2 separate regions of the Homo sapiens genome follow, and region 2 is linked to region 1. A link is a loop called in an ENCODE intact Hi-C map of the cell type or tissue named here. Cell type or tissue: mucosa of descending colon. All regions are shown on one strand. Each heading gives the region's core, and the rest is flanking DNA. Links, peaks and the distances in the headings are about the cores only.

The links. Hi-C counts contacts between places; a loop is a spot of excess contacts. Peaks named below come from ENCODE experiments on the same cell type or tissue, not always from the same donor. Only the 100,000 strongest peaks of a DNase experiment are listed, where the experiment ranks them.
Region 2: it touches region 1 in a loop (7-fold over the local background); 42 of 110 quality-filtered maps call a loop at or near these places.

Annotation. Positions count from the first base shown.
Region 1 is chr12:131,636,401-131,651,189 of GRCh38, reverse strand. LINC02414 (long intergenic non-protein coding RNA 2414) reads left to right here and starts at 3,069. Exons shown (of 2, transcript NR_146868.1): 1 at 3,069-3,145; 2 at 3,661-5,272. RefSeq lists enhancers at 3,982-4,972, 4,973-5,964, 5,993-6,569 and a silencer at 12,215-12,409. In mucosa of descending colon, for the core only: no CTCF peak of the experiment used is centred there; no DNase peak of the experiment used is centred there.
Region 2 is chr12:131,304,338-131,319,126 of GRCh38, reverse strand. LOC124903055 (a long non-coding RNA gene) reads left to right here and starts at 6,316. Exons shown (of 2, transcript XR_007063528.1): 1 at 6,316-6,397; 2 at 6,501-9,101. RefSeq lists enhancers at 4,782-5,681, 6,584-7,485, 7,486-8,387. In mucosa of descending colon, for the core only: no CTCF peak of the experiment used is centred there; no DNase peak of the experiment used is centred there.

The DNA.
Region 1 (14,789 bases), core at 3,944-11,943:
TATTGTAAACGAAATCTTACGTATTCTATTGCGTCTTCTAATCAGACAGTGCTGATCAGTAAGAAGTGTTCTGTATTTGCAATTTTTCTTTTAGTCCCTATGATTTATGGTGTTGGTTAATTAGGTTTTCTATGTGGGCCATGATATATCTGCAAATATTGTTAATGGTGTCTCTTCCTTTTCGATATCTATGCTTAGTTTTTCCTTGTTCTGTGCATTATCAAGGACCTATATTAAATACTGTTTGTGATAGTGATAGCAGGCATCTTTACTATGTTCTTGACTTCAAAGGAACAGCTTCTGATATGTTTTTTCTTTTTTAAGACAGGGTCTCGTTCTGTCACCCAGGCTGCAGTGCAGTGGCATAATCATGGCTCACTGCAGCCTCAACCTCCCAGGCTCAATCAATCCTCTCACCTCAGCCTCCTGAGTAGCTAGAAATACAGCCACCCACTACCACACCTGGCTAATTATTTTTGTACTTTTTTTTGGTAGAGATGAGGTTTTGCCAGGTTGGCCAGGCTGGTCTCGAACTCTTGGGCTCAAGCGATCCACCCATCTTGGCCTCCCAAAGTGCCGGGATTTCAAAATGACACATGACAATAACCATTTTCTCCGTTTTCTGAATGTTGCGTGTTTACAATACCCTGGATTGTATTCCTGTTTAGTGCCAAAAAATGGTTTCAAAATTATAATCCAATTCCTTGCAGGCCAAAAGGATGCTGGAATAAAACAAACCAGAGCTTCTTCCCCAAATCCCAGTGAGGTTCCTGCCTCTGGGCAGGAAGGAGTGGCCTTTGCTCCTGGGGAAAGGAACTAAAGAGGATTCTGGAGGACTCTGGGCTCCCACAGCCTCTGGGACTCTCAGGCCTCCTCTAGGGGGAAACATGGCCAGAGCCTGGGGAAGACAAATTGAATGCTGCACACGCTGACCGGCTGTGGCCCCTCACCTCACAGCCTAGGAGCTACTTGCTGTAAGGCCAGTGTGCAGATGAGGGACATTGGTCTCCACAGTGTTCAACCATTCAGCCAAGATCACGGCCAGTGAGCTGTGGAGAAGGAACCCACATCTGCCTGGATCACGATTCTTTCCACCACTGGGTAGAAGGTAAGTGAGGAATCTGAGTGTCTGGCAGCATTTCTGGAAAATAACTGAGTATTATCATTAGAAGACATTATCATTAGAACCCAAGGGAATTCTTGGTGAAGACCCATGCTTGTCATACCCAGTCCTACATGGGACTGGCCAAGGCCACTGCTCAGCCAAGGGGAAGCTATATGTTCGAGAGACAAGGGGCTCAGCGAATCCTGTGCTGTTCCCATGGGGGGAACCCTACACAGACCCAGGCACCAGGGCGTCCACCAAAATAATGGTGAGGAGGAGGACAGAGAGGAGAGGGGAGGTGCAGTCACCAGGCTCCCCACTTTGGTGGAGCAGCAAAAATAATGGCGAGGAGGAGGACAGAGAGGAGAGGGCAGGTGCAGTCTCAAGGCTTCCGCTTTGGTGTAGCAGCAAGGGACACATTTCTCCCTAGTGTCTTAGAGGAGCATGAATTAAGAATGTATGATTTGAAAAAAAGTAAAAGTGGTTGGGCACGATGTCTCATGTCTGTCATCCCAGCACTTTGGGAGGCAGAGGCAGGTGGATCACCTGAGGTCAGGAGTTCAAGACCAGCCTGGCCAACATGGTGAAACTCTGCCTCTACTAAAAATACAAAAATTAGCCAGGCATGGTGGCACACGCCTGTAGTCCCAGTTAGTTGGGAGGCTGAGGCAGGAGAATCGCTTGAACCCAGGAGGTGGAGGTTGCAGTGAGCTGAGATTGTGCCACTGCACTCCAGCCTGGGTGACAGAGCGAGACTCCGTCTCAAAAAAAAAAAAAAAAAAAAAAAAAGTAATAAAAGTAAGACGTTTAAAAAGGGATTTCCAGGTTTCAGTTCACTGTCTCATTGCAGTTGAGCTGCTGGCCTCAAGAAAATTCCATGGTCTCTGGAGGACCTGGCTATGCAGACAGTGGTCGGTGGACATCCCAGTCATTTAATACCAACCACTTGGCCCAAGGGGAAGCAGTCACTTGTGGCCCTCCGGGGGGTCTTATCCCATGGGAGCAAGTGAGGAACATTGCCAACCTCTCCGTCACAAGTGAGTGGCCCATTGTGTGTAGATCACCAATAAGAACCCCCATGTGGTCCCCACAGGCCTGTGAATAGACAGAGGTAGCAGGATCAGGTCCCATCTTCTGGCAAGGGTCTTAGGATGAAACTATAGGTGTAGAAAGATGCTCCCAGTCTGAGCCAGATGCATGCCTTGGAAGGCCCAGCGGGGAAGCTGTGGTCATGGTCCCGCCTCTCCACATGCTGTCAGCAGTTATGCTTGTCAGATATGTTTGGTTCTCATCCTTCTGGGCACAAGGAAAAGACTGCACATCCTGGCTCCTTGTGGTTGGGTGGGGCCAGTGACAGGCTCTGACCAATGAGTGTTGAGTGGAAATGACACTACAATATCCATGTCAAAGCGACGAATTGTCCACGTGAGACTCCCTGGGACACCCCTTCCTTCAGGCACAGCAGCCAGCAGTGTTCACATGTCCTCCTGCCACGGGCGGAGCCTCCCTGCTGACATGTGGTGGCCGTGCAACATGCATGAGGAAGAAGCTTTTACACCGCTGAAGGCGGGTTTTTTTTTTTGGTCACTGAAGCAGAGCTTAGCCTATGCTGACTATTGCACCTCTAATTCTTCTCCTCTTTGGGGGACCCAAAACTCTAGCATTTCCTTGCACATAGTGGAAGTGCAATTAATGGATGGATGGGTGGATCATAGAATGGCCCAAAGCCCTCCAGAATCTCAGCAGTGGCCCAAGAGCTGGTCACTCACAAAGTACGGAGTTTCTTCTTTCCCCAGATCATGCTGCCTGTGTGGTGTTATTCTCACAACGGAGGCCAGTCTTGGGAAGGGCAAGTAAGCTGTAACCCAAATAGTGGGATGTTGTACAGAAGGAAGATGTCTCCCCTGATCAAAATTACCTTCTTTCCATCCAGCCAGGTTACCGGTTCCTCCAGGTGCAGAAACATGGGCCAGTGGCTGAGTCCCGGCTCCACGAGGAGATGTTGGGAGAAGGCAGCACACATTGAGGAGAAGCAAGGAGGTAGAGGCAACTTCTCAAACCTGTGTGTGTGTGTGTGTGTGCGTGCATGGGGGTGAGCATGGGGATGAGTGAACATGTGAGTGTGCATGTCTGTGAGCGTAAGAGTGTAAGTGTGCATGTGTGTTAGTGTGTGGGTGTGAGCATGTGTGAGAGTGAGTGTGCAGGGCAGTGAGTGTGTAGGTGTGCATGTGGGTGTGATTGCGAGTGTGCGTGCTGTGTTAGTGAATGTGAGTGTATATGTGTGAGGGTGCATGAATGTGAGTGTGAGTGTGTGTGGATGTATGTGAGTGTGCATGTGTGTGAGAGTATGCATGGCTGTGAGAGTGAGTGCATGTATGTGAGTGTGTGTGAGGATGTTTGAGTATGCATGTGTGCACAAGTGTGAGTGGGCATGAGTGTGTGTGTGTAAGTTAGTGAGTGTGTGCATATGTGCATGAATGTGAGTGGGCATTTCTGCCACTTCAAGCTGAAGCCGAGCCCTGACTGACACAGTTTTCTTATTTCTCCGGGAGCAGCACCACTCCTGATGGTCCCCTCCAGAGCCCCAGGAAACTCTTGTTAGCAATCTTAGATTAAATTCAGAGTTTCTGGATCACGACAGGAAGCTGTGTCCAGCACGAAGGTGTCCTGTGAACAGGCTCAATCACAAGCTCTGCAGAGACGGGAAGTGACAGAGGCCCCAGAAAGCCAGTTCCCGACAACGCCAATACTGCACGTTTATCAGCTGCGGCAAGAGCCGGCCAGAGGCGGTGGCAGCACCTCAATGCCCTTGCCTCGTCTTCAAGATTCTTCTGTTTGATGTTGCGTCCTCACTGTTCCTCTGCTGAGGAGCTGTAGTGTGGCTCACAACTACGCGATGACTCTCCAGATTCAAAGACCACATCTCACCCTCTCTAAAGCCCCAGGGGCCCAGCGCAGTGCCGAGTGCAGAAGGATTGATGAGCATTTGCTGAGCCGGGTGCTAATCCCATGGGCATTGTTTCCTCTGCCCTCAGTCTCCAGCCTGCAGACGCCTGAATGGATTCTGGAGAGGTGTGCGTTGGACTCTGAAGGTCCTCTGAGCCCATCCAGGATAAAGATGCTCTCTCCCAGGCGTCTGCTCAGCCGCCGGCTATCGGCAGGACATTGCGCACCAGGTATCTTCAAGCTGCTTCTGGCTGGATTTAGGGCATGATGGAAACATCAAAACAACTGTAGTTCTGCCACGGGGTCCCACATCTGCTTATCCTGGGACAGCCACGCAGTCCCCACCCAGGAAGCGGCAGCAGGTTTCAGCACCCTGGAGAGGGCCAGGCCCCTGTGGCTGGTCAAGCTCCTCAGTGTTAAGGGAGCAGCTCAGGAAGGCCCCGCCCAGGACGATGAGGGGACCAGGAATGAAGTCAGCAGGTGAGCGGGAGGAACTTGACTCAGAGCAGTGGGAGGGCAGGAAGCGTGCTGGGGAGGAACCCTTGAGGGGCCACCACCTGGGGAAGCGCCTGCTGTCCCAGGGACAAGGGAAGGCTCCTCCTTGATTCCCAGAAGGACAGAGTGGCTGCAGTCAAATCCATCCACAGGGCAGATTTTCCCCACGGCCCTGTCCCCTGACCCTAGTGGCCCTCCCACAGACATGCCCTGGCAGGGCCCAGGACACTGGCCCTCGATGGGCCCTGAGCCAGTGCCACCTGTGTGTGCACTGATGAAGGTCACGCACTTTATTGGAGGAAGGAGGAGCAGAAAGAGGAGAAGGAAACGTTAACTCCTAAATCACAAGGCAGAAAGGATTCCTGAAACAAATCAGCCAAATCTGCCTCCTAGGTGGTTCCAGACCTGCCCCCTCCCCTCCCCGTTTCTTAGGGCGCGGCAGTAACATTTACCCGGCTCCACTGCACATCCTCCTGACCCTGGCCCTGCGCTCTTGGCCTCTGCACATCTCATGGCTGGCACCTCCGTGCGCGCTCTCATTTCATGTTTCACCTTCAAATTGTCCTCTGTGAACACGTGTATGCATGCACATTTATTGATCTATTTGTTTATATTTGTTTGATGATTCAGTTGCAGTCTCTTTTCATTAGAAAGCTAGGCTTGTTCCAAGCATAATATGTGCTTGACTTCTTTTGAAAATGAAAGCACCTGAAACCTCCCACAGCTAATTAGCCTGCCAGGATTTGTTTAATGGCAGAGACAGAAAAATCCCCTCAATGCAGCCACGCAGCTCAGCAAGAGGGCGGAGGGAAAGATGCACCCCAGCCCCTTGACTCAGGTATTTAAGAGGAAAACACGTCCTTCCGGGATGGGCAGAGGGCGGTGGCCTGCAGGCCGGCATGGGTTGGCAGGAACGCCTGGGCTGACAGCTTTTCCTTCTGCCTTTCTGCTTCGCGTCTGTCTCCCCAGAGACAGCAAATATGCCCAGCACCACGGTGGGCACGGAGACTCAGCCCCAGCCCTGAGAAGCGGCCCCAGGTCCTGAGTTATTTAACAAGCAGAAGTGAGTAAATGATGTCCGAGGCTCCATCCCTCCCATCCCTGCTGATGGCTCATCAGTCACAGGCAGTTACAGGGAACGGGGGAAGCCACCATCAGGGAGGTCCATTTCCTGCAGGATAGATGATTCGAATTAATATTTCCACCTCCAATCCAAATCATGAAAACAAGACATTACATTTGATTACAGCCAATCAAAATAGCAGTCATCCTACCTTGGAGTGATCTCCTGCCTTATGTGGGCGAAGCCTCCAAGTCTTTCCATGTTATTTCCTCATTTGTGCCTAAAAAGTTCCTTCTAGGGAAGAAGGGCCCGTCATCATCCTGCCCACTGTGCAGATGGAGAACCCAAGACTCAGAGGTGCTTTCATGCACTTCCCAACCTCCCAGAGGCCTGGAGAGCAGGGGCCAGCTGTGCTTCTCCTCCCGTGCTCTGCTCCTGAGCCAGGAGTTTCCCCAGCCAGGCCCCTGCCCCAGGCCCAGGCTGGGCCATGATTTCTTCCTTAGCCTGCCTCGCTCTCATCCTCTGGCCTCCAAGAACAGGGCGCCTCCCTTCTTCCAGGCAGCCGAGCCCAAGCCTCTCGCTTCTACGCAGCCTTTCAGGAAGTCCCTGTGCTTCTGCCTTTAGAATAACCTTAGCGGCAGACGTGTCCCAGTGCTGCTTTCCTGAGATTCACCCTGGGATCCTCTTCCGCACCCATGGCCTCTCCTTGTGGTCTTGCAGGACACACCCCAGGCTGCTGCCTGCATCCAGGCCCTGCACTCCCCACACAACTGCCTGGGGTCCCTCCCCAGCCTGTGTCAGAGGATGTCACCCTCTGCTTGTACCCTGCAGGGGCTACACCTGCCCTTCAGAACCTGTGCCATCCCAATGGCAGCAGAGGAGGCCTTGGTCCTCCCCAAGGGCCTGTGCACTCCCCGGGGCCCCTGATCCCTGCAGGGGGTTGTGCCTGTGCCCTGTGACCAGTTCTGGTGCATGGGCTGTGAACTGTAGGGACAGGAGAGGGCCCAGGGAGCTCCCCATCCTCTCTCCCAGAGGCTGGTCTGGGTTCTGTCCCTGCACCACAACTTCCACACCCCTGCAGGCTTAAAACAGCCCCAGTTATGGTCTCACGATTCCTGTGGTGCGGCCTGGGCAGCCCTTTCCTCTCTCACACAAGAAACTCCAAGGAAGGAAGCAGAGAAGGAGCCCAGACCTCCTGTTCTGAGGTTGTCCCCAGACCATCCTGTCCTGCAGGCCTCCCGTGGTCAGGCAAACAAAGGGCACCCTAACAATAGACTCAGCAGGGCAGTCCCAGCAGGGGCATACCAGGCTTGCTGGCTGTCCCCAGTCCAAGGCCCCCTCTGTCTTCTTGAGCCCACCAGGGGGTGGTCCAGCCCCAGGAGGCCCTTCCTCTCTTCAGGGCCACAGTCACTGGGGACCCATCTGTGTTCATGGTGCTGCCTGTGCCTGCTCTGGTGTCTGATGGGGCTGAGACAAGCCCCACTGTGAGCTGAGTCCCAGAGAAGGCGGCAGGGAGGGGGTGGGGAGTGGAGGAGCACTAAGAATTCCATGCAAACGATATGCAAATGAGCAGCACATGCTCGGGTTTGGATCCTGTTTTCTTCCTGGCCTCATTCCTGCTGGACTGTGAACCTGCCCTACTTTCTGTCTCCCAGTTATAGACTTTTTGGGAAAAAACATTTTTAGCTACCAGCACTCTCCCAAGTCCAACAGAGCCAGAGCGAGGCTGTGAGACCCCACCCACCACCTGGGGATGGAGCTTCCCTCCCCACCATCTGCAGGCTGTGCCCCCAGCCCGCCCCCGAGTTCTTCTCTCCTCCATGCTCTGCCTGAGTCCCCTCCTCCAGGAAACCTTCTCTGACCAGTGCAGGCCACAGGGTCCTCATGGAGTTGTGGGGGTACAGCAGACAGGACACTGGGCAGGTGACCATGAGCTAGTGAGAGTGGGAAGGACTCATAAAACTCATTTGAGAGGAGAATTTGAGCTGTGCAAATTTGTATCCATCTATCCATCCACTCATCCATTCATTCATCCATCCATCCATCCACTCTTTCACCTATCCATTCATCTATCCATCCACCCATCCATCCATCCATTCATCCACTCTTTCATCTATCCATTCATCCACACACCAATCCATTCATCTATTCATTCTTCATTCATTCACTCATCCATCATTCATTCATTCATTTACCTATGTATTCATCCATTAATTCATCCTCCCACTTATCCATTTATTGATCAGTCATTTTGTTCATTCATCAATCCACTTCTCCATTCAACAAATAGGGGACAACTGAGACTGAGACCAAGACCAAGTCCTGTCCCTCATTGGGCTTGTTTGTGCTGCAGACAAAGAGTAACCAAAATAATCCACGTTAAAGCATTGGGTGGTGATAAGGGAAGAAAAATCAAGTAGGTGAAGGTCAGCGTGACATGGCAGGGGTGTGAGTGGGGCTCCTTCAGATGCGTGGTCAGCAGCAGAAGGTGTTCGAGCCACAGGGGCTGACTCCTGGGGACGGGGAACAGGTGGAGAGGTGGAGGCCTGGGATGAGCCTGGCAGGAAGAGGAATGCCCATCGAGGAGACTCAGGGGCGGGTGCCTCACGGGGACCGTGGCCAGGCTGGGGTCGGGCGCAGTGCAGCAACACCAGACTGAGGAGGACAACGCCCACACTGGAGACTCGCAGTTGCATCCGGACTTCGTGGGGCTGAAGTGGGTCCTTCTTCCTGCTCCGTCTCGGGGATATGAGGGGCACCCTGGCAGCAGGAGAGCTCCGTATACTAATAGCAGCCCCTATTTAAGAATTCTTGTAGCCAGGCACCCTCATCACCTCCTGTTTCTGAAATAGGCCTATCTTGTCCTCATTGATGTTAGTGACACAAACCCCACCGGAAGAACCTAAGCCCTGAAAGGGGATGAATGGGTGAATCTAGGGGAGGGGCAGAGCGACCTGATTTGAGGTCTGGGTGAACCCAGGGCTCAGGTCACTATCACCAAGGCCTGATCTACCCCGGCTCTGCTTCTTCCTCGTGGACTCCAGTATCCAGCAGGCTCTGTCCACTGGTCCCAGGGGCGCAACCTGTGCCACGCCCCCTCAGGTCACAGGCAGTGAGAAAGGCCAGAGCCTCTCAGCCTGTTTCCTTGCATCTGATTGGCTCTGATGGAGTCACACCCCTATGCCTGAGCCAATCACGTGCTCTGGGACAGCCGTGTGCTGATTGGCTGTGACTCAGTCATGTGATCTGTCCCTGGCCTGGGGATGTCCCCAAACCACGTGGACTGAGGCTGGGTGAAGGGTGATCCTCAGGGGGCTGTCCCAGGCACTGGGGGAATGGCTGCCGAGTGGTGTCCCTGGGAGAGCATCAATTTCCCTGCTTTACAGAGAAGGGAACCGTGCTCAGTGGTGAGGATAGCTCCGGGATCACACAGCACAGCTGTCAGGGTCAGCACTGGGAGTTGGACCTGCCTGGAAGGCCTGGGCTCTGATCGCTGGTTGAACTGTCCTTGGCCTGCCTCTGGCCCTGAGCCACAAGTCAGCTCTGGAGATGCCTGGGTGGCAAAGGCGCGCCCCCTAGACCCTCTCCATTTTACCCACAACCTGACAATGAGCCCAGCACAGGCAAGGACCCGCAGACAGTGCTATAAATCTACCCCTCCATGGTAAACTGCAAAGCAGCCATTAAGTCTTCAGGAAACACATACTGTATGGCAATTAAAATGATGTTCTCCCCCTCCGTTTCAGGGATGAGACATGTGAGGACCAGTGAGAAGTACTCATCTTTTACAATGAATGTCAACAGACTCTTACAAATGAATTCACCCCAGACTACACTGTCAGCTCCTGGGGACAGGTTTAAATCGCCTTCTGTGTCTGTAAGTATCAGCTTGTCCTGGAGTCGACCCCAGATCTGAGGAGCACAAATGCTAGCTTGGAAGCCTGAGGTCTCCGGGCTCCTGCACAGACAGCCGGACAGACAGACACAGCACATCCCTGGGCTCCTGTCCTTCTGCCCCCCACAGTCCTCTCTCAGGGTGGGTGTCTCGTTGCACAGGCAGAAGTGGGGCTTGCTCTTGGCTCCTCCAGGCACCTCTGTCTCCTGACCCACGGCCTGGGGCGGTGGGATAAGATAGGGAGGGGCCTGATGAGTGCAGCACCAGGAGAGACACTCAGCTGGACACACTGCTCCGTCCGTGCTGGGTCTTTAGACAGGTGTCCATTGTGATTGGCCCGTGCTCCATTCTGACTGAAAAATGCTCCAGCCTGATTGGACGGTGCTCCATTGTGATTGGCCCATGCTCCATCCTGATTAGATCATGATCCATTCTTTGTGGTTCCTGATCCATTCTCACTGAGGTATGCTCCATCCTGATTGGCAAATCTTTCATCTTGATTGGCCCCTGCTCCAGTCTGTGTGGTCTGTGGTCAATTCTGATTGGTCCATGCACCATTTAAGTCGGTGCCCTATTTTAATAGTTCAGTGCCCTGGGGAATATGTTCCCAGTTGGAACTTCCCACTGGTTTGGAAATAACTGGGAAATTCTCCCCACCCCATCACCTCTCTGCGGTTCATCCCTAAGATTCCTGCCCAGCATTCTGCACCCTTGAGCACATTCTAGCCCATTCCATTGTCTCTAAGGGAGAAAAGGCTCAGGGAAGGGTTGGAAGCAATTAGGAAAAGGGAACAAGTCTGGGTTTCTTTTAAATCCTGACGTTTTCAGCATTTGCAGATTCCCCAGGGCCAGATGCTTAGCCATCTGCATGGGGCACTTTCTCCTGGAAACGATTTCCTGCCTCCCAAATGGCACAATTCTTGACTGTGCCGAGGGCCATATCACTGCTTCAGGAACAGACGCTCGCTGCTGGCACCCAGAGAGGGAAGGCTGTCTGGTTCTGGAATCTCATTTTCCAATCCTATAATGATATGCAACTGTGTTCACACTACACTCTGCAGCTGAGAGGCCCCTCCCCAGCCTGAGCTCAACTCCCCTCAACCCTTCCCCAGCACAGAGCGACTCTCAGACTCGGGGTTCCCCTGTTCCCACCCCAAAATGTCTCCTCTGCAACCTGGTACAGTGCCAGATCCCAGGGGTGCACCTCCCATCCTCTAGGTAAGCATTGCCCCTCGGAAGCTCTTTTACAATTAAAACCTGCCAGGGAACTCAACCCCGCTCTCAAGGTCACCGAGTGCTCGCATCTGCTTTTTATGGTGCCCCAAGAACCTTTCCCTCCTATTCCACCAAGAGCACACTGGTTTCCCATGGAAATGACCCCCCCCCCAGTTCTCAGATCATGCGTCTGTCCCAGCTCTGGGATGGTTGTTGATGAGGCCTGGCCAATCAGAGCATCTTGATCAGGGCACCTGGTGCTGGATGGACACAACCCCCAGGCAGTGAAAGCCCGAGGGACCCACATCTGGGCTTTGACAGAGGACTGGGAGGATGGATCTCTTCATAAATGTCCCTGAGAGGAGGGGAGTGGGTTTGGCACTGCAGGTGGAGGGGTTGGCCCCACATGGCTGAGCTCAGCCAGGAGAGGAACCAGACAGGCAGCAGAGTCAGAGAGAAGGAGACAGAGAGACAGACACAGAGAGACAGAGAGGTCCTGGTGGCTTCTCCCGGGCCCATCCATCAAGCTGTACCTGCAGATACACAACCCTGGACCCTTCAGTTGGTTTGAGTTGGGTTTTTTGTCTCCTTCTAACAGAGTCCTAAATATGGAGAAGACATCAGAGCGGGAGGTGGAGAGGCTTTGACAAACCTCCAGTTTACAAGCAGCACCTCCAGACTGGAGACTGCTCCCCGTTTCCTCCCAGCACCCACCCACGGAAGCAGCTGGTGCCCATAGCAGGGACGGCTGAGGGATGTGTCCAGGACGCCCTCCCAGGAGGCTCGGTGTTTGGGCTCCTCAGCTCATCCATCAGCACAGACATCCTAGGTCCTCCCCACTGGAGGGACTGGGGTGGAGAAGGGACCACTTCACCCAAGGTCTGAATGAAAAGGCTTCCACAGGTGAGGTGAGGACGGCGGGGGTGAAGGTGAAAGCCTGGACATGACCCAGAAGGGTGGACGTTGGCCTTGACCAACTGGCAGAGCCCCAGGGGATGGAGTGAGATTGATGCCCCCGGGCCTGGCTGGCACAGAGCCAAGGAAAACACCTGCGTCAGAGCTTCCTTCCACCCACCCCCTATGCCCACCCCTTACCTAGCTGTGGAGTCCCCAGAGCTAGAGAGGACCCTCCCTTCCTGCCTACTCTCTAGCAGGGTAACCCCTGCCCAAGACTCGTTTTTACTTCACTGAGAAGTACTTGGCTGGTCCGTTTCCCCTTAGAACTGCAGAGGTCGATGCAGCGGCAGGGGTCACCAGCCCTGTCACCTGGGCAGGGCTTGCAGATAGTGCTTGATGGGTCAAGTCCAGTTCCCAGGTGGAGCTTTAGCCCATGGAATCCTTCAACATCAGAGCACACAGAACCCCCTTAAACCTAATCGATTTTTTTTTGCCAGTGTTCTGTGGTAGAGCTGGGTGTCGTTCACCTAATCTGCCTTCTGCAGATGGAAACTAGGGCAGCTCAATGTGACCCTGAATCTCACAGAGCCAGAGAGGATGTCCTGGAGTCTATTTCTTAGCTCACACAGGTGTATTTTCTGCCGGGTGGATTCCTAGAGGGAAGACGCAAGAGCTGAGCACCATCAATGTCCCCACGTGAGCCCAGGGGCTGGAGAGTCTGTTGCTGGTCATGCACCATGTTCCCCTCAGAGCCCCTCACCACCCTCATCTCTCTCCTCACCACCCTCATCTCTCTCCTCACCACCCTCATCTCTCTCCTCACCACCCTCATCTGTCCCCTCACCACCCTCATCTGTCTCCTCACCACCCTCATCTGTCCCCTCACCACTCTCATCTGTCCCCTCACCACCCTTATCTGTCCACTCACCACTCTCATCTGTCCACTCACCACCCTCATCTGTCTCCTCACCACCCTCATCTCTCTCCTCACCACCCTCATCTCTCTCCTCACCACCCTCATCTCTCTCCTCACCACCCTCATCTCTCTCCTCACCACCCTCATCTGTCCCCTCACCACTCTCATCTGTCCCCTCACCACCCTTATCTGTCCACTCACCACCTTCATCTGTCTCCTCACCACCCTCATCTGTCTCCTCACCACCCTCATCTCTCTCCTCACCACCCTCATCTCTCTCCTCACCACCCTCATCTCTCTCCTCACCACCCTCATCCGTCTCCTCACCACCCTCATCTCTCTTCTCACCACCCTCATCTGTCTCCTCACCACCCTTATCTGTCCACTCACCACTCTCATCTGTCTCCTCACCACCCTTATCTGTCCCCTCACCACTCTTATCTGTCTCCTCACCACCCTTATCTGTCTCCTCACCTTCTCATCCCCAGCCTGGCACCCACTGGGACCTCCAGCTCCTCCACACCCAATTCCCTTTCCCTTCCTCCGCCACTCCCACATTCTTACCTACCCCATGCTGCAAAAGAGACTCAATACATTGATGTGTCCAACTCACAAGATTCTCCCTCTGACTTTGCAACAGGGAGAACCTCTGCCCCAGGTTAGGGCCAGCGTCATCCTTTCAAACACTCTCTTGCATCTGGACTGACTGCCCCCAGTTTTGACAGTACCTCAGTGTGCAGCATCATCCCAGGCCCTGCTTCCCAGGCACCGCCCCATGGGGTGAGCAGCCTCCTGGTCTCTGACTCCCTCCTCCCTCTGACTGCCCCACCCCTGCCCACCCAGACCCATTCAGGAAAGCCAGGGGCTTGTGTTTGAAAATCATTTTCCTCCCACAGGGCCCTGAGCCTGAACCAGGCCTGGTCAGGGGGTCTCTACGCCGCCCCCCGGCCCCACAGCCCCGTACACGGGGAAGGCACACGCGGCTGGGCTCTGATGCAGCTCAGGACCCTGCTCCTCCTTGGAGCCAAGTGGCTGAGAAGAAGCTGCCTCCTGTGTGCCGGACCCTCCCATGGGGAGCACTTGCTGGGTGCCTCTGTGGCCCTGAGACACTGCTGCAGAATGGAGATAAAGTCACTGGCTGGCTGTCCCCGGGCCCACCCGCCTTCCCATGTGTCCACAAAGGATGGCCTCAGGCTGCCTGGGGCTGTGCTGGACGACCCCCATGTGGCCACCCAAGGGCATGTTGGGGTGAAACATATACCCAGGTTACTATCCTGGGCACTCTGGGGTCCTTCGGGGCCTGCTGTGTGGGCTACCCTGGCTGGCGGCCTCTCCTGAGTCTACAGTTGGGAGCTGGCACCAGCTCTAGACTCAGGCTGATCCCTCAGAGGATGACTGTGCAGCCCTCCCCACCCCTCCTGGCACTGGGTTGCCAGCCGCAGGTGGCCTGTGGCTCTGCTGCTCATCACGTGTCCAGCATGGGGTGGGATATGGTCTCCCCTCCTGCAGGGACCCTGATGTTCACACAGGATCCCCAGGAGCCCCTCACTGTGTTCAGCTGAGTCAGCACTCACTCCTACACGGCCTCCCCATCAGGCAAGCAACCCCCCCACCCATGCCCGCCCTCCCTGGTCCTGTCCAGGCCCAGAGGGGGTGATTGTTGCAGGGTGACTGTCTGTCTCCATCTCTTCTTAAGCCGTGTGTGTGTGTGTGTGTGTGCGTGTGTGTGTGTGTGTAGGGGGGGGTTACAATTATGGGAAAAGCCCCGCTGGACCTCCTGTTGCCAAGAGAAAGGTGCCTCTACCTTCAACTTTGTAGAACAGAGTGGGTGTCAGGAGGGTGGCAGCTGAGGCCATGGCCAGGTGCTCCTCAGTGAGTGGATTCCCCAGACAAAGTCTTCACCTCTCACCCTGCCAGCTCCTCCTCACACACCTATTCCTGTTATTTCAGTGAATGGCATCATCCTCCTCCCATCGATCTAGGTGCAGAGCCCTAGAAACAGGGCCCAAGAGGGCCTGGAAGAAATGAGAAGAGGACTCCATGTTCATGGTCAGCCCTTTCCTGCACTTACTACTCACCCACACCTCCAGCCCCTGCTCTCCTGTGGTCCCCTCCTGGGTCTCCCGCGGTCCCTTCCTTGGTCTCCCACGGTCCCTTCCTTGGTCTCCCGTGGTTCCCTCCTGGGTCTCCCGTGGTCCCTTCCTGGGTCTCCCGTGGTTCCCTCCTGCATCTCCTGTGGTCCCCTCCTGCGGGCGGA
Region 2 (14,789 bases), core at 2,759-10,758, 330 kb after region 1:
GGAAAATAAATCTTGGGACCTCAAAAATCACTAAGCTAAAGGTCAAGCTGGGAACTGCTTAGGAAAAACCTGCCTCCCATTCTATTCAAAGTCACCACTCTGCTCATTGAGTTAAGTGCATATCTGATTGCCTCCTTTGGAGAGGCTAATTAGAAACTCAAAAGAATGCAACCATTTGTCTCTTCTCTACCTATGACCTGGAAGCCTCCTCCCCACTTCGAGTTGTCCTACCTTTCCAGACCCAAGCAATGTTCATCTTACATATGTTGATTGATGTCTCTTGTCTACCTAAAATGAATAAAATCAAACTGTGCTCTGACCACCTTGGGCACATGTCATCAGGACCTCCTGAAGCTGTGTCATGGGCACCTGTCCTCAACCTTGGCAAAATAAACTTTCTAAATTAACTGAGACTTGTCTCAGATATTCGGGGTTGACAACTCCCTCATTCACTCCCTCCCTCACTCCCTCCCTTACTCATTCATCTCACTAACTCATTCACTCATTTACTCTCACATTCTCTCACTCACTCATTCACTCACTCCCTCACTTATTCATTCATTTACTTATTGCTCATTCACTTACTCATTCATTCATTCAAAAACTCATTTATTCCCTCACTCACTCCCACACTCACTCTTTCATTCACTAATCTACTTATTCTCTCACTCACTCCCTCCTTCACTCACTCTCTCACTCACTTAATCACTCATTTATTCCATCATTAATTCACTCCCTCACTCACTCCCTCACTTTCTCATTCACTCACTCATTCATTCACTCACTCATTCTCTCATCCACTCATTCACTCCCTCACTTATTCACTCCTTCACTCTTTCACTATTCATTCCTTCATTCACACACTCCCTCACTTACCCATTCACTCACTCATTCACTCCTCATTACTCATTCACTTGCTCACTCACTCACTTTCTCATTCATTCACTCACTCATTCTCTCACTCATTCACTCCCTCACTTATTCACTCCTTCATCCACACACTTTCTCACTTACTCATTCACTCCTCATTACTCATTCACTCACTCCCTCACTCACTCATTCACTTACTCATTCATTCACTCATTCACTCATTCATTTACCCATTTATTCACTCACTCATTCACTCCTCATTACTCATTCACTTATTCACTCACTCATTCAATCAATCACTTAACTCATTCATATGGGAGGAGACATTTGGGGAGGGGGCCGGAGAACCCCAAGTGCAGAAGAGGACCCGGGGGTTTGAGCCCAGGCTGGGGAGGGGCCTCTCAGTGGCAGAGCATAGTGTGAACACACTTGCACATCATTATTGAATTGGAAAATGAGATTTCCAGAACCAGGTAGCCTTCTCTCTCTGGGTGCCAACAGCTAGAACATCTGTTCCTGAAACAGTGATATGGCCGTCAGCACAGTCAAGAATTGCACCATTTGGGAGGCAGGAAATCGTTTCCAGGAGAAAGTGCTCCATACAGATGGCTAAGCATCTGGTCCTGGAGAATCTGCAAATGCAGAAAACTTCAGGATTTAAAAGAAACTCAGATTTGTTCCCTTTACCTAATTGTTCCCAACCCTTCCCTGAGCCTTTTCTCTTTTAGAGACAATGGAATGGGCTAGAATGTGCTGAAGGGTGCGGAATGCTGGGCAGGAATCTCACCTCTGGGGATAAACCACAGACAGGTGATGTGGTGGGGAGAATTTCCCCGCTCTTTCCAAACCAGTGGGAAGTTCCAGTTGGGAACATATTCCCCAGGGCACTGAAATATTAAAATAGAGCATGGACTTATCAGAATGGTGCATGGACCAATCCGAATTGACCACAGACCACACAGACTGGAGCATGGGCCAATCAAGATGAAGCATTTTCCAATAAGGATGGAGCATAGATCAATGAGAATGGATTATGAGATGATGAGCCAATTAGGATGGAGCATGAACCAATCACAATGAAGCACAGGCCAGTCAGGCTGGAGCATTTTCCAGTCGGAATGGAGCATGAGCCAATCGCAACGGAGCACCAGCCAATCAGGCTGGAGCATTTTCCCATTGGAATGGAACATGGGCAAATCACAATGGACACCCGTCCAAAACCCAGCACAGAGGGAGCACTGTGTCCAATTGAGTGTCTGTCATGGCTGCACTCACCAGGTCCCCTTCTTATCCTGCCACCCTAGGCCGTGGGTCAGGAGACAGAGGTGCCTGGAGGAGCCAAGACCAAGCCCCACTTCTGCCTGTGCAATGGAACACCCAAGCCGAGAGAGGACTGTGAGTGACAGAGGGACAGGAGCCCAGGGATGCACTGTGTCTGTCTGTCTGTGCAGGAGCCCAGAGACCTCAGGCAGCCCCAGGCTTCCAAGCTAGCATTTGTGCTCATCACATCTGGGGTCGACTCCAGGACAAGCTGATACTTACAGACACAGAAGGCGATTTAAACGTGTCCCCAGGAGATGACAATGTAGTCTGGGGTGAATTCATTTGTAAGAGTCTGTTGACATTCATTGTAAAAGATGAGTACTTCTCACTGGTCCTCACATGTCTCATCCCTGAGACGGAGGGGGAGAACATCATTTTAATTGCCATACGGTATGTGTTTCCTGAAGACTTTATGGCTGCTTTGCAGTTTATCATTGAGGGGTAGATTTATAGCACTGTCTGTGGGCCCTTGCCTGCACTGGGCTTGTCAGGCTCTAGGTAAAATGGAGAGGGTCTATGGGGTGTGCCCTTTCCACGCAGGTGTCTCCAGAGCTGACTTGTGGCTCAGGGCCAGAGGCAGGTCTGGGACAGTCCAGCCAGAGATCAGAGCCCAGGCCTGCTGTGCAGGTCCAACTCCCAGTGCTGACCCTGACAGCTGTGCTGTGTGATCCCAGAGCCATCCTCACCACTGAGCATGGTTCCCTTCTCTGTAAAGCAGGGAAACTGATGCTCTCCCAGGGACACCACTCAGCAGCTATTCCCCCAGTGCCTGGAACAGCCCCTTAAGGATCACCCTTCACCCAGCCTCAGTCCACGTGGTTTGGGGACATCCCCAGTCCAGGGGCAGATTCCATAACCAAGTCACAGTCAATCAGCACAACGCCCTCCAATGGGAGGTGACTGGCTCAGGCATAGGGGTGTGAAGCCATCAGGGCCAATCAGGTGCAAGGAGATTTGGGCTGAAAGGGTCTGGTCTTTCTCACTGGCTGTGACCTGAGGTGGGCGTGGCACAGATTGCCCTGCTGGAATCAGTGGGCAGAGCCTGCTTGAGACTGGAATCCACATGGAGGAAGCAGAGCCAGGGGTGGACCAGGCCTTGGTGATAGTGACCTGAGCTCTGGACACACCCAGATCTGAAAACAGGCCACTCTCGCCCTCTCCTAGAAGCACCCATTAATCCCCTTTGGGGCTTAGGCCCTGCGAGTGGGGTTTGTGTCACTAACATCAATGAGGACAAGATGGTCTTATTTCAGAGAATAATCAGGGAACTGTGAGACAATCCACTGAAACAGGAGGTGATGCTTGTGCCTGGCCACAAGAACCCTAAACAGAGGTTGCTGTTAGTATACGGAGCTCTCCTGCTGCTGGGGTGCCCCTCATTTAACCGAGATGGATCAGGTAGAATGAACCATTTCAGCACGACAAAGTCCAGATGGAAGTGTGAGTCTCAAATGTGGGCATCATTCTCATCAGTGCTGGTGTTTCTGCATTGCCCCCGACCCCAGCCTGGCCCGTGAGACACCTGCCCCTGGGTGTCCTTGGTGGGTGCTCCTCTCCCTCCCCCGAGCAGTGGACCAGGCTCATCCCGGACCTCCTCCTTTCCACCTGCTCCCCATCCCCAGGGTCAGCCCCTGTGACTCAAACACCTTCTACTGCTACTGACCACACACCAGAGGGAGACCCACCCACACCTCTGCCATGTCACACTGACCTTCACCTATTTCAATTTTCTTCCCTTATCACCACCTGAGGTTTTAATGTAGGTTATTTTGGTTACTCTTTGTTTGCAATGCAAACAAGCCCAGTAAGGGACAGGACTTGGTCTTGGTCTCGGCCTCAGCTGTCCCCCATTTGTTGAATGGACAAATGGATTGATGAATGGATTAATGGATTGCTGGATGGATGGATGAGGGGAAGAATGAATTAATGGGTGAATGGATAGGTAAATGGATGAAAGAATGGATGGATGGATGAGTGGGTGCATGGATGAATGGATAGATGAATGAATGGATGGATGGATGGATGAGTGGGTGCATGGATGAATGGATAGATGAATGAATGGATGGATGGATAGGTGGATGAGTGGGTGAATGAAAGGATAATGGAAAAATGAATGAATGGATGAATGGTGAATGAATGGATGGATGGGTAGATGGATGAGTGGGTGAATGAATAAATAATGGAAGCATGAGTGGATGAATAGGTGAATGAATGGGTGGATGGATGAATGGATGGATGGAAGGATGGATGAATGAATAGATGGATGGATGAATGGATAGGTGAAAGAGTGGATGGATGGATGAATGAATAGATGGATGGATGAATGGATAGGTGAAAGAGTGGATGGATGGATGGATGGATGGATGGATGGATAGATGGCTGATGGATGGATGAGTGGGTGAATAAATGAATGGATGAGTGGAGGGACAGATGGATAAAAATTTGCACAGCTCACACTCTCCTCTCAAATGATTTTTCTGAGTCCTTCCCACTTTCACTGGCTCCTGGTCACCTGCCCAGTGTCCTATCTGCTGTGCCTCCCTGAAGTCCATGAGGACCCTGTGACCTGCACTGGTCAGAGAAGCCTTCTTGGAGGAGGGGGCTCAGGTAGAGCATGGAGAAGAGAAGAACTTAGGGGTGGAGTGGGGGCACAGCCTGCAGATGGTGGGGAGGGAGGCTCCATCCCCAAGTGGTGGGTGGGGTCTCACAGCCTCGCTCTGGCTCTGTTGGACTTGGGAGAGTGCTGGTAGCTAAATATGCTTTTTCCCAAAAAGTCTATAACCAGGGGATGGGAAGTTGGGCAGGTTCACAGCCCAGCAGGAATGAGGCCAGGAAGAAAACAGGATCCAGACCGAAGCATGTACTGCTCATTTGAATATCATTTGCATGGAATTCTTAGTGCTCCTCCTCTCCCCACTCCTTCCCTGCCGCCTTCTCTGGGGCTTAGCTCACAGTGGGGCTTGTCTCAGCTCCATTAGACACCAGGGAAGGCACAGGCAGCACCACGAACACAGCTGGGTCCCCATTGAGTGTGGCCATGAAGAGAGAAAGGGCCTCCTGGGGCTGGGCCACCCCCTGGTGGGCTCATGAAGACAGAGGGAGCCTTGGACTGGGGACAACCAGCAAGCCTGTTGTGCCCCTGCTGGGACTGCCCTGCTGAGTCTATTATTAGGTTGCCCTTTGTTTGCCTGACCACGGGGGGCCTGCAGGACAGGACGGCCTGGGGACAACCTCAGAATGGGAGGGTTTGGGCCCCTCCTCTGCTCCCTTTCTTGGAGTTTCTTGTGTGAGAGAGGAAAGGGCTGCTTGGGCCACCCCACAGGAACCATGAGACCATAACTGGGGCTGTTTTAAGTCTCCAGGGGTGTGGAAGTTGTGGTGCAGGGAATGAACCAGGCCCAGCCTCTGGGAGAGAGAATGGGGAGCTCCCTGGGCCCTCTCCTGCCCCTACAGTTCACAGCCCATGGGCCAGAAGTGGTCCATTTCATAACCATGAAACCCTGGGGAGCACATGGGCTCCTGAAGAGGACCAGGGCCTCTTCTGCTGCCATTTGGGATGACACAAGTTCTGTAGAGCCGGTGGAGCCCATACGAGGGTGGGAGTAGAGGGTGACACCCTCTGGCACAGGCTGGGGAGAGACCCCAGGCAGCTGCGTGGGGAGTGCAGGGCCTGGGTGCAGGCAGCAGCCTGGGGTGTGTCCCGCAGGACCCCAAGCAGAGGCCATGGGTGCGGAAGAGAATCCCAGGGCAAATCTCATGAGAGCAGCACTGGGACACGTCTGCCGCTAAGGTTATTCTAAAGGCAGAAGCACAGGGACTTCCTGAAAGGCTGCATAGGAGCATGAGGCTTGGGCTCGGCTGCCTGGAAGAAGTGCCCTATTATTGGAGGCCAGAGGATGAGACCGAGGCAGGCTAAGGAGGAAATCATGGCCCAACCTGGGCTCAGGGCAGGGGCCCGGCTGGGGAAACTCCTGGCTCAGGAGCAGAGCACGGGAGGAGAAGCACAGCCGGCCCCTGCTCTCCAGGCCTCTGGGAGGTTGGGAAGTGCATGAAAGCACCTCTGAGTCTTGGGTTTTCCATCTGCACAGTGGGCAGGATGATGACGGGCCCTTCTTCCCTAGAAGGAACTTTTTAGGCACAAATGAGGAAATAACATAGAAAGACTTGGAGGCTTCGCCCACATAAGGCAGGAGATCACTCCAAGGTAGGATGACTGCTATTTTGATTGGCTGTAATCAAATGTAATGTCTTGTTTTCATGATTTGGATTGGAGGTGGAAATATTAATTCGAATCATCTATCCTGCAGTAAACGGACCTCCCTGATGGTGGCTTCCCCCGTTCCCTGTAACTGCCTGTGACTGATGAGCCATCAGCAGGGATGGGAGGGATGGAGCCTCGGACATCATTTACTCACTTCTGCTTGTTAAATAACTCAGGACCTGGGGCCGCTTCTCAGGGCTGGGGCTGAGTCTCCGTGCCCACCGTGGTGCTGGGCATATTTGCTGTCTCTGGGGAGACAGATGCGAAGCAGAAAGGCAGAAGGAAAAGCTGTCAGCCCAGGCGCTCCTGCCATCCCACGCCGGCCTGCAGGCCACCGCCCTCTGCCCATCCCGGAAGGACGTGTTTTCCTCTTAAATACCTGAGTCAAGGGGCTGGGGTGCATCTTTCCCTCCGCCCTCTTGCTGAGCTGCGTGGCTGCATTGAGGGGATTTTTCTGTCTCTGCCATTAAACAAATCCTGGCAGGCTAATTAGCTGTGGGAAGTTTCAGGTGCTTTCATTTTCAAAAGAAGTCAAAACAAGCACATATTATGCTTGGAACAAGCCTAGCTTTCTAATGAAAAGAGACTGCAACTGGATCATCAAACAAACGTAAACAAATAGATCAATAAATGTGCATGCATACACGTGTTCACAGAGCACAATTTGAAGGTGAAACGTGAAATGAGAGCCCGTACAGAGGTGTCAGCCATGAGATGTGCAGGGGCCAAGGGTGCAGGGCCAGGGTCAGGAGGATGTGCAGTGGAGCCGGGTTAACGTTACTGCCGCGCCCTAAGAAACGGGGAGGGGAGGGGAGGCAGGTCTGGAACCACCTAGGAGGCAGATTTGGTTGATTTGTTTCAGGAATCCTTTCTGCCTTGTGATTTAGGAGTTAACGTTTCCTTCTCCTCTTTCTGCTCCTCCTTCCTCCAATAAAGTGCCTGACCTTCATCAGTGCACACACAGGTGGCACTGGCTCAGGGCCCATCGAGGGCCAGTGTCCTGGGCCCTGCAGGGCATGTCTGTGGGAGGGCCACTAGGGTCAGGGGACAGGGCCGTGGGGAAAATCTGCCCCGTGGATGGATTTGACCGCAGCCACGCTGTCCTTCTGGGGAATAAAGGAGGAGACTTCCCTTGTCCCTGGGACAGCAGGCGCTTCCCCAGGTGGTGGCCCCTCAAGGGCTCCTCCCCAGCACGCTTCCTGCCCTCCCACTGCTCTGAGTCAAGTTCCTCCCGCTCACCTGCTGACTTCATTCCTGGTCCCCTCATCGTCATGGGCGGGGCCTTCCTGAGCTGCTCCCTTAACACTGAGGAGCTTGACCAGCCACAGGGGCCTGGCCCTCTCCAGGGTGCTGAAACCTGCTGCCGCTTCCTGGGTGGGGACTGCGTGGCTGTCCCAGGATAAGCAGATGTGGGACCCCGTGGCAGAACTACAGTTGTTTTGATGTTTCCATCATGCCCTAAATCCAGCCAGAAGCAGCTTGAAGATACCTGGTGCGCAATGTCCTGCCGATAGCCGGCGGCTGAGCAGACGCCTGGGAGAGAGCATCTTTATCCTGGATGGGCTCAGAGGACCTTCAGAGTCCAACGCACACCTCTCCAGAATCCATTCAGGCGTCTGCAGGCTGGAGACTGAGGGCAGAGGAAACAACGCCCGTGGGATCATCACCCGGCTCAGCAAATGCTCATCAATCCTTCTGCACTCGGCACTGCGCTGGGCCCCTGGGGCTTTAGAGAGGGTGAGATGTGGTCTTTGAATCTGGAGAGTCATCGCGTAGTTGTGAGCCACACTACAGCTCCTCAGCAGAGGAACAGTGAGGACGCAACATCAAACAGAAGAATCTTGAAGACGAGGCAAGGGCATTGAGGTGCTGCCACCGCCTCCGGCCGGCTCTTGCCGCAGCTGATAAACGTGCAGTATTGGCGTTGTCGGGAACTGGCTTTCTGGGGCCTCTGTCACTTCCCGTCTCTGCAGAGCTTGTGATTGAGCCTGTTCACAGGACACCTTCGTGCTGGACACAGCTTCCTGTCGTGATCCAGAAACTCACTGAATTTAATCTAAGATTGCTAACAAGAGTTTCCTGGGGCTTTGGAGGGGACCATCAGGAGTGGTGCTGCTCCCGGAGAAATAAGAAAACTGTGTCAGTCAGGGCTCAGCTTCAGCTTGAAGTGGCAGAAATGCAGCTCACACTGGTGTAGGTCAGGGAAGTCCACATGAAGCGGGGAGAGCAAGGTGTGACTGGGTCTCTGTGAGGCTGGAATAGGGAGCGGGAGCTCAGCATGGTGCTCTTGCGTCTTTCTCTGTGCAAACTTTGCTTCCTCCACTCACACTGGCTGAGCCTCACACTGACCACTGTGGACCCCATTCCTCTGGCATAACAGCTACGTGGGTAACAGACTCCAGCATTCCCTCCATGACGCCTGTTCACTGTCCTTGTAGATTTCGAAAGGGCTAGAAGAGAAGAATGTGAATGTTCCCCGCATAAAGGAAAGGTAAATATTTGGGGTGGCAGGTATCACAAGTGTCTTGATTTGGGGTGGCAGGTATCACAAGCGTCACAAGTGATCTTGATTTGATCACTACACATTATATGCCTGCACCCCGAATATGTACATCTATTATGTATCAATAAACAGTCTTGGGGAGAATCTTTGCTCTACCTGACCCAGCTTCTGTCAGCAGCCCAGCCCTGAACCAGTCGCTATGGGCAGAAAGGCAGCCGTCTGAGAAGCTCCCAGGCTGTGGGGTGAGGGGCAGCAGCCGGTCAGTGTGAGTGGATTTTCATTTGTCTTTTTCAGGTTCTGGACATGTTTTCCCCCCAGGGGAGGCCTGAGAGTCTCAGAGGCTGCAAGAGCTCCAAGTCCTCCACGACTCTCTTTAGTTCCTTTTCTGGGGAGCAAAGGCCACTCCTGCCTGCCCAGAGTCAGGAACCTCATTGGGGTTTGTGGAAGCAGCTCTGATTTGTTTTATTCCAGAATCCTTTTTGTCTGCAAGGAACTGGATTATAATTTTGAAACCATTTTTTGGCACTAAACTGATACAATCCAGGATATTATGAACATGCAACATTCAGAAAACTGGGAGAAACTGGTCATTGTCATGTGTCGTTTAGAAATATCAGATGCTGGGCCAGGCATGGTGACTCAGGCATGGTGGCTCATGCCTGTAATCCCAGCACTTTGGGAGGCCAAGGCAGGTGGATCGCTTGAGGTCAGGAGTTCAAGACCAGCCTGGCCAACATGATGAAACCTCGTCTCTACTAAAAATACAAAAATTAGCTGAGTGTAGTGGCACACGCCTGTAATCCAAGCTACTTGGTAGGCTGAGACAGGAGAATTGCTGGAACCCAGGAGGCAGAGGTTGCAGTGAGCCGAGATCACACCACTGCACTCCAGCCTGGGCAACAAGAGTGAAACTCTGTCTCAAAATTTAAAAAAAGCAGGAAAATGTAACCTGGGTGTCAAAAGACCCTAAACAAGACAAAACCACACAGGGCTAAGGTGAAAAATATATAATTTTGTCTACATCGACATTTAAAATTTCCATATCAGTAAAGATACAGTGAAAAGATTAGCCACAGACTCGGAGAAAACATTACACGACATAAAACAAAAGATTCACACACAGAATCTGTAAACGCCTTCCTAGAGTAATGTGGAAAAGATAAACAACCCAGCAAAAATTCAGGCAAAGGATATAAACAAACAATTTATGGGAGAGAAATGTCAAAGGGCAACATAGAAAAATACTCAACTCAGTAGGAATGAGGGCAAACAAGTTAAAACAAGATACAACGTTTCACCTATCTGATGGGCAGAAGTGAGGAAATGATCACGTCAAGTATTAGCCAAGTGGCCGGACACAGTGGCTCACACCTGTAATCCCAGAACTTTGGGAGGCCAAGGCGGGTGGATCACGAGGTCAGGAGTTCGAGGCCAGCCTGGCCAAAATGGTGAAACCCTGTCTGTACTAAAAATATAAAAAGTTAGCCGGGTGAGGTGGCGCAGGCCCGTAGTCCCAGCTACTTGGGAGGCTGAAGCAGGAGAATTGCTTGAACCCAGGAGGTGGAGGTTGCAGTGAGCTGAGATTGCACCACTGCACTCAAGCCTGGGCAGCAGAGCGAGGCTCTGTCTCAAAAAAAAAAAAAAAAGAAAGAAAGAAAAAAGTATTAGCCAAGATATGCGGAAAGAGGATTCGTGTATGCTGTTTGTGTGAATGTAAGTTCGAATGGTCTTTTCTAGAGAACTATCTGGATGTATCTATTGGCACAAAAAGTGCACACATGCCATGGCTCCCAATTTCACTTCTCAGCCTCTACCTGAGCATGGGCAAAGGAGGCGGGTGCTAGAATGTGTGCTGCCACGTCGACAGTCATCCTGGAGACATGGGGAAAAATAAAACTTTAGTCTCTTCCGAGGGTGATTTGGTTAAATACAGCCTATGGTATGTCCATGTTATGGAATATTGTGTAGCAGCTGATGCAAAATGGTAGCACTATATATATGCATATGGAAAGATTTCTAAGGCTTGCTATTCTACAAAACAAGCAAGGAAGAAGACATGGCCCCAGTGTGATGTGTGTGTGTGTGTGTGTGTGTGTATAAAAGCCATGGTGAAAGGGGCACTTATTTCCATCCATATGGATGTATGGATGTAAAAGCTTAGAGACCCTCTGGAAGAAGAGACACCCCCACTCCCACCAGGCCACAGTGTTTTTCTGGAAATGAATAGGAATGTGGTGAGCAGGAGGGAAAGGATGGGGTGGAGTCAAGAATGACTTTCACTTTAATCTTCAAATGTACAGTTGATATTTGCATTGATCTTGAATCCACGTATGGGGAAAAAACAGCAAAAACAACATATTTGCTCTAGGGGATGGTGTGTGGCTGGGAGATTAAGGAAAGGGTTGAGGGCGGGGCAGGAGGAGATGGGGTTTGAAGGATCAGGCAGGATTTACCATCATCCCTTTTTAGTAGTTATTTGAGGCATCACTTACACTCAGTAAAATAACAAATCTTATGAGTACAGATGGACGGGACTTCACATATGTACAGGCCTTGTGACCGCCCCCAAGTTGAGGCACAGACACCACCCCCAGGAAGCCCCTCATGCCCTTTCCAGTCCACACTCAGAGGTCACTTTTCCTGTGCTCTGTTTCCACACAGTCTTGCCTGTTTGGAAACCTAAGTGACAGGAACTGGATATAAATGGAATTCTGTGACGTGTAGTATTTCATGACTCCCATTTTTTTCTCAACATAATTTCTTGAGATTTCTCCCTAAAACTGTCTTTCTCAGGAGTGATCGTAGAGTAACGTTGCATTGTATGAAGATTCTGCTATTTGTTTCTGCATTTGCCTGGATTGTTTCTGGGTTTCACTATTTTGAACAAAGCTATTGTGTCATTCTCGTGCAGTTGTTTGTTGTGGACATATTTATGGATTTTTCTTACGTTCCCAGGAATGGATTTTCTGGGTCATGGGATTGTTCTATGTGTAACCTTCTTAGAAGCCATCAAAGAGGGTGCCTTAGGGGTGCACCATTACACCCTCCTCCACAAAACCCATCCAAGAGGGTGTCTTAGGGGTCCGACATTGCACCCTCCTCCACAAAACCCATCCAAGAGGGTGTCTAGGGGTGAACCATTGCACACTCCTCCACAAAACCCATCCAAGAGGGTGTTTGGGGGTGCACTATTGCACACTCCTCCACAAAACCCACCAAAGAGGGTTTCTTAGGGGTGCACCGTTGCACCCTCCTCCACAAAACCCATCCAAGAGAGTGTCTTAGAGATGCACCATTGCACACTCCTCCCCAGAAGCCATCCAAAAGGGTGTCCTAGGGGGGTGCACCGTTGCACCCTCCTCCACAAAACCCATCCAAGAGAGTGTCTTAGAGATGCACCATTGCACACTCCTCCCCAGAAGCCATCCAAAAGGGTGTCCTAGGGGGGTGCACCATTGCACACTCCTCCCCAGAAGCCATCCAAAAGGGTGTCCTAGGGGGTGCACCATTGCACACTCCTCCCCAGAAGCCATCCAAAAGGGTGTCCTAGGGGGGTGCACCATTGCACACTCCTCCCCAGAAGCCATCCAAAAGGGTGTCCTAGGGGGTGCACCATTGCACACTCCTCCCCAGAAGCCATCCAAAAGGGTGTCCTAGGGGGTGCACCATTGCACACTCCTCCCCAGAAGCCATCCAAAAGGGTGTCCTAGGGGGGTGCACCATTGCACACTCCTCCCCAGAAGCCATCCAAAAGGGTGTCCTAGGGGGTGCACCATTGCACACTCCTCCCCAGAAGCCATCCAAAAGGGTGTCCTAGGGGGTGCACCATTGCACACTCCTCCCCAGAAGCCATCCAAAAGGGTGTCCTAGGGGGTGCACCATTGCACACTCCTCCCCAGAAGCCATCCAAAAGGGTGTCCTAGGGGGTGCACCATTGCACACTCCTCCCCAGAAGCCATCCAAAAGGGTGTCCTAGGGGGTGCACCATTGCACACTCCTCCCCAGAAGCCATCCAAAAGGGTGTCCTAGGGGGTGCACCATTGCACACTCCTCCCCAGAAGCCATCCAAAAGGGTGTCCTAGGGGGTGCACCATTGCACACTCCTCCCCAGAAGCCATCCAAAAGGGTGTCCTAGGGGGGTGCACCATTGCACACTCCTCCCAGCTACACACAGGAGTTGCAAGGGCCCCACTTGGTCTTCAGCAGGAGGTCAGCTGTTCCAATTCCAGCCATTCTTGTGGGCATGGACTGGAGTCTCACTATGGTTTAATTTTTACTTCCCTGATGTCTGGCGATGCTGCACAACTGTCCCTGTGCTTATGGGACGTGTGAGAATCCTCTTTTGTGAATTGGCTAATCTAAATTTTTGACCAATTTTAGTCATCACATTAAAGCGTCTAATTAATAGGGTCTCAGGTCACACATTCATGATTCTAAAATCTGGACAAAGCAGAGCGTAGAGAACACCTTCTCTGCTCTGTGAGTTTATCTTTGCTTAAAGCCGTGTCTATTTAAGTCTGCGTAGCCCCTTCCTTCTCCCAAACCCAGTTTCCTCTTGTGTGAAATAGCGCAGGCCATGACTGAGTGCTGCTCTTCTGCAGCATCTGGGCAGGTGTGGCTCCCCTGGCTGGGACTTGGAAGCTTCTGGAGGCTCTGGGTTGATTCCTTTGCCTGTCAGTCAGTTTGCTGAAGGGCAGGATTGGAGGTGGGAGAGGCACTCGGCCTCCAGCTGCAGAGGGAAGCTGCCCAACCTCCCTGAGATGCCATGAGGCTGAATCAGGGGAGTCTGTGAGTCCTTCAAGGGGTGGCCACGGTGCAGAGAGTTGAATTCCAGGAAAAATCCCCTTTCCCCCTGGCTCAGCCAGAGGGCAGGGGCCTGAGATCTCCGGGTGTGTGCAGTGCTCAGCCTTTTGTGCAGTCAGGGATTCCATGGCCCCCTCGCCCTTCACAGGGAGGAGCAGACATTTGACTGAAGGTGTGAGTAGAGGGTCGCTGGGATGGAGGTGATGGAGACACTGTCCCTGGGTCCCCGCTGAGAGATGTGTCCCATCCATGGCCCTGTGGCCGGGTTCATTGTGGGGTGATCCCCCGCCATGGTGCCTGCACACTAAACACATAAACTCCTCTGCCCAGGATGCCACAAAGCCTATCCCCTCATTTTGGAACTCAGCACCTTCTCATCCCTGTCCTGGGATTCAAATTCATTGCTTACAGAAGTTCAAGGCAGAGAGAGATATGGGTAAGGATAATGGCAGTTTAAGCTCCCATCTCTGAACACATTTGACATTGTAATGAGGCAGGTTCAGCAATACACTAGACGTGATTGATATCGACAGGAGAAATTCCCGTCTTCCAAGCCAGCTCTGCACTCTTATCCCAGGCACCGCATCAGCAACAGGAAAACAAAGAGAGGCACAGGCAGCCCAGTGCCACATTCTGGGGGTGAATCCACTGCAGGAAATGCTGCCACAATTAGCTGAGAAACCTTACAGGTCTGTCCCTGGGAGTCGACCGGGGGCTCTGCAGAGAGGACCCTGAGCAACAATCAGTTATGGGATAAAAGGGACTCTCCCATGGCCCCTAAGCAGGTACCTCTCACAGTGAAGGAAAATGGGGAATTTGAGCCCCTAAAGCTCTGCTACTCTGGGACCAGCAGCATGAGCATCACCAGGAGCTTCTCAGAACTGAAGACTCTCAATCCCTCCCTCCACATCTGCCTCACCTGTGGATTAGAGCCCTGAGTGGGAACTGGACCCATGGCTACCCAGAGTGAGGACAACCTTCCCCAGCCCTCCTTGTGGCCTCATGTGACCAAGTGACCCATTTCTGACC